Linked DNA regions of Mus musculus: region 2 is linked to region 1. The links are chromatin loops, found by intact Hi-C in ENCODE. Cell type or tissue: heart. All regions are shown on one strand.

Region 1 (2,500 bases):
GGTCTGAAGTTCAAATCCCAGCAACCACATGGTGGCTCACAACCATCTGTAACAAGATCTGACGCCCTCTTCTGGAGTGTCTGAAGACAGCTACAGTGTACTTACATATAATAAATAAATAAATCTTTAAAAAAAAAAACATTTGGGAGAGGCAATGGCTTAGACCTCAGGATTCCTGGACTTGCCAAGACTCAAAGTATGACTCAGCATTGGACCTTAGACTTGTGACCGTACTTAGTTTGATGGTGGGTAGGTAGTTCCGTTCCCAGCACCCATATCAAGTGGGTTGTAACCTCCTGTAACTTCAGCTCCAGGGGATTTGACGCCCTGCTATGATCTCTGAGGGTACTGTAAGCAACTGGAGCACACACTCTCTCTCTCTTACACACACACACACACACACACACACACACACACACACACCACTGATATTTAAAGAAACAGTAGTATTTATGAAATTTAGCATTAATGTTATTCCTGTTTTTCTGCCTCTCCAAAATCCCTTGCTCTGTCTCTTTTCTTCATGAACATGGGTTTAGTTAGACAGTGAGCAAATCCACAACAAGATGCAGAACCATTAAAATGTCCACAACATCTGAGAGGCATCCTTACAGGGGACTCAGAGAAAAGCATAGCATGAACTGGTACATTAGTGCAGTACTGAATAGACACAGGGTAGGGCATCAGGACCCTGCTGCGTCTTTACCTTAAGGAGAGAAATAAGGGTCTCAGCCTCCAGGTACACAAGTGGAGCCCATCCTAATTGGACACCCTGAAGGTCTGCTAAAGGACAGCTTGGTTGACCAGTGATATGGCAAGAAATGCCACCCCGGGTGGCTGCCACTTCGGAGGTGGGGATTCTGAAGCCTATGCAACCTTGTAATGGCTTAGGAATCAGAGGGTGAGCACCATCGCCACCTAGTGGAATTTGGGTGAGGAGGTCAGAGGCATTTTGCTACTCTGGTTTTTGTATCTGTCCAGTCCACATCATGGAGTCAAGGTATTTGGACCTAATTCACCTGATGGCAGAGCCCTGGTAGAGTGTCCTGGTGTTGGATCTGGGTCCTCACATCTGGGACCAGAGTAGATGTTGTTCTTTTCCATCCTCTAAACGTACCAGTTCCCTTCAATGGATGTTCTTCTTGTTCAAACCATCCACCATCCTCTCACTTTCCACCCAAAGATCTTCAATGCACAGTTATCATGAAGGGAGTCCAGTGGTCCAGGCACAAAGGGAAACTTCAGCACTTGATATCTGATGCACCCGGTGCCCAGGGGACATCTCAGAAAGAATGTAGTGTAAGAAACAGGTGATAATTGGCCAAGAAGTGAAACATGTTATTCAGATGAGAGGAGGCTAAAAGGTGACCATGGCTCTGGACTTCTTCAGGACACTGAGAGTCTATTGCAGGCCACCCAGGAACATGGGCCGATGGACAGGGACACAGTGAGGAGCCTTCAGCAGAGTGTCAGACACTCAAGAACTCACTGAGCACTGCCGGCTCCTTGGGAGGACAGAGGGATAGGGATCAGTTTGCAGACCGGAAGCTCTTGCTCCTGGGTAGTGAGGGCTTCCACTCAGATGCCCTGTGGGTGAATGGAGAATTGATCCTCGGTGTGGACTCACACAGAGCTTCCTCATAACTGGCCTCAGAGTCTCCATAACTGGAAACTCTGAGGACAGTCTCTGAAGGTCTCAGCAGAAGGTTCTGGCAGGACTAACCTATCACTCGAGCAGTGGAATGGAGAACGTGTCATTTTTATCCACTGTTGCTCGTCCCTCTCTCATTCCTCACAGTCAGGAAGTGTGCTCCAGACCCGTTCCTTAGTAAGCCTCATGTGAGGCCGTTACTGCTGGAGGTGCCACTGGGCATCCCTGGGTTCAGCACTCAGATTTAGCACTAAACTGTGGGACTTTGTCTAAAGGCAATGGAAGCCTTCAGGAAGCTGAAAGCAGTATTTAACCAAACCTGTACTCTCAAGGGCCAAGAAAGCCCCCGTTGGAACAGGTGCAGGGCCAGTGCCATGGGGAGAGAGTTCTGGAAGCTCTTGCATGAGTCAAGGGGAGTCCCACAGCAGAAAGGTGGAGGATCTGTCTCTCATTGTCCCTCTGCAGCTGGCCCTACATAAACCTGTATAGAGTCCCCTGGGCCTAGCCATTCCTGGCCTTGCATGATGGCTGAGGAATGCCCCTGTGCCCAGCCAGGCCAAACAGCAGGCATGGGTTGCAACCATTGTACCAGTGTGGTCTGTAGATGGCAGAGACCAAAGGGAGTGCGTGACTGAGGGAGAGAGAGTGAGCGCACAGGAGGCCATGGAGGACTTGGTTCCATCATTATATATCATTGATGCAGGTTCACAGTGAAGGGAAGTCACACATCTGGTACTCAGGGAGCCAGTCAGCTGACACAACACAGGCTCAGTGTGTCATGGCAGGGATCCAACTTGGCTTGACTGCAGGAATCTTGAGATGCAGGCTTTAGGAGTGGCAATTAGTTGT
Region 2 (2,500 bases), 320 kb after region 1:
GAGCCATTATCCTCTTGAGATGAGGCCACTAAGTTAACAAGATGTCATCTTCCTGGAAACAGCCTGACTGCAATGGCTTAATAGAGAAGCCAACCTTTGGCAGGGTGCATCATAGCTCTCTTCAAAGGCATGGAAGCAAAGTGTTTCTGTGCTGTTGGTGTCCGCCAGCCCAAAGATGCAGAGGGGCTCCTATGAGAAGGTGAACCTGAGGTGGATGCTCTCAGTGCTGGGGAAGGCTCACCATGGAGACCAAGGCAAGAGGCAGATTGGTGAAAGATCAGGGCTATGAGAGGAAGGTCTGGGGGAGTCTAGATGTGTGCTGCACAAAATGTGGGCTAGCCATGTCCACGGAATTTCTCTATCCTTCTGTCTAAAGAGAAAGAAAGCCAAGAGAGGACCCCACCATGGTGTACTGTTTTCAGAAAAGTAAGGGAGGGACTTCACTCTTGGTCTCCGTTGCAGGGTGGTTCCATAGGATCTTGGGGCTATAACACATGACCTGCAGGGATGCAGTTTGCAAAGGGAAATATTCACAGAACTCATCACAGGAGACTGGGAGGCCTCAGAGCATGGCTCAGGCGCTAACTTTACCTTTGGGTAAGATCTTCTTTGTGCACAACAAGATGTCCTCACAGAGCGAAACAGAGCAAGCAAGCAGACTTCATGCTTGCACCCTCTTCTCAGAGACCTCATCTGCACGCAGCCTAGGAGTGCAGCCTAGGAGTGCAGCCTAGGAGCTCAGTTGATACTTAGCTGTCATTCCTCACACACAGTTCCCATCCCCAGGGAGCCGCCAGAACCTTCTTCCCATCTCTGCCTTTCATGTGTTGACTTGATTCTTTTTCATAGCTGCGTCCTCGGTTTCTCACGGTCACCTTGGACACCACAGGGCACAGGGGGCACCGCCCTGGCTGGGATGAGGGAGACAGAATGGAGCTGGGTGATTGATCTCATTAGGGAGCAGCTGCAGGGCTCAGGAAAAGACTGGGTCCTGTGAATTAAATCTTTTAGAGTCTTGGCAGCCACCCTGGAGGGAGCCTTGGAACAACCAGATTCATGGCCACCTGCCTGCCTTTGCTACAGGAGTCGCCACTTTACCCCACACTGTGACTCTTCTTCCATACAGTCTGAGCACCTGGCGAGCGTTAAGGAAAACCTCTCAAAGACTCTGTGCCTGGACCAAGGATTCAGAAGCTTTCACGGCCTCTTGAGGCAGCCACAGCTCTGCACCTTACCTGTGCGCTGCTCTCAGAATAGACCTGGTGGCCGCCACAAAAGACAAGGATGAGGCCACCAAGGACCAAAGCCAGTGCCCTGATTCTGGGTCTGTAGGGATCCACCTCATAGCCCAATCTGGGGCATAAGAGGGGCAACTTCCCCTTTACCTTGTCCTCTTTGGTGTGACCAGAAGACCCTGAGGATGTGGAAGACAGCAGGCTACGTGGCTTAGTCACAGCTCCCAAAGTCAGCACAGATCAATGACTGCCCTGCGTTATTTGTGAGAATCTAAAGACCGTAAAGCTTCCATTGAGGAAGAAAGACTTCTCTTGGAATCTGGTCCAAAGAGAGCGATTTGGGGCTCTGTAATCTACATAGAGCCTTGCACTGTGACTATAATACAAAAACAATATCCAGCCTTACTGTATCTTACTGTAGTATTCAACATACTCTGATATCAATTCAATTTCCTCTGAATGTTCTTCTTGAGCAAAAAAAAAAAAAAAAAAAAAAAAAAACAGGTCAGAACTAGATAGGCTGCAAGTCACACGTGAGGGTGTAGGCACCACAGTGTCTGATGTGCCGGATGTCTGTGGTGGATGCAAACCCCAGCACCACAGTGTCTGATCACAGTTCTGATCACAGTGTCTGAGAAGCCGGATGTCTGCGGTGGATGTAAACCAGTGCTGAGTTTTTCCCTCTTCTCTGTGCTCAATCTTTACTCTCTGTTGGCTCTAAGCTGCAAACAGTTCATTTCCCTGCAAAGCGAGGTGGTATCTCCCAGTGCATGAGTCGTCTTGGCTCTGATCCCACAACACCACAGGGTGAGGGCTCGGACACGGTCTGCCTTTTCCCTCAGCTCTGGATGCTGATGTCCGTACGGAAGGTGAGTTAGGTTGGTTACTGCACCGGCTGGTTTTGTGTGCCAACAAGCTGCAGTTATCACAGAGAGAGGAGCCTCTCCCTTCAGGAAATGCCTCCATGAGATCCAGCTCTAAGGCATTTTCTCAATCAGTGTTGAATGGAAGAGGGCCCAGCCCACTGTGGCGTGGTGGTCCTGGGTTCTATAAGAAAGGAGGCTGAGCAAGCCAGGGGAAGCAAGTCAGTAAGCAGCACCTCTTAGCTCCCCAACTCGCCTCCTGGTCATGATGTGTGCACAGGAATAGAAACCCTGAATAAGTCAGTTATGGTGAGGGCGACAGTCCTGGGGTGCAGAGGGAGCAGGCTCATTGTGCCCTCCCAATACCTCTGCTGGGGGTTTTGCATGAAGAAAGAGGGAAAA

Evidence for each region. Peaks named below come from ENCODE experiments on the same cell type or tissue, not always from the same donor. Only the 100,000 strongest peaks of a DNase experiment are listed, where the experiment ranks them.
Region 2: it touches region 1 in a loop (12-fold over the local background); 12 of 42 quality-filtered maps call a loop at or near these places.

What each region holds. Positions count from the first base shown.
Region 1 is chr15:77,725,737-77,728,236 of GRCm38, reverse strand. No RefSeq gene overlaps it. Among named protein-coding and RNA genes, the nearest start is that of Apol9b, 2.1 kb to the left of the region's middle. In heart, a CTCF peak has its summit at 944 (motif pointing left); no DNase peak of the experiment used is centred here.
Region 2 is chr15:77,405,991-77,408,490 of GRCm38, reverse strand. All of the region lies in intron 1 of Apol9a (apolipoprotein L 9a), which reads left to right. Among named protein-coding and RNA genes, the nearest start is that of Apol9a, 3.8 kb to the left of the region's middle. In heart, no CTCF peak of the experiment used is centred here; no DNase peak of the experiment used is centred here; H3K27me3 peaks cover 211 bases.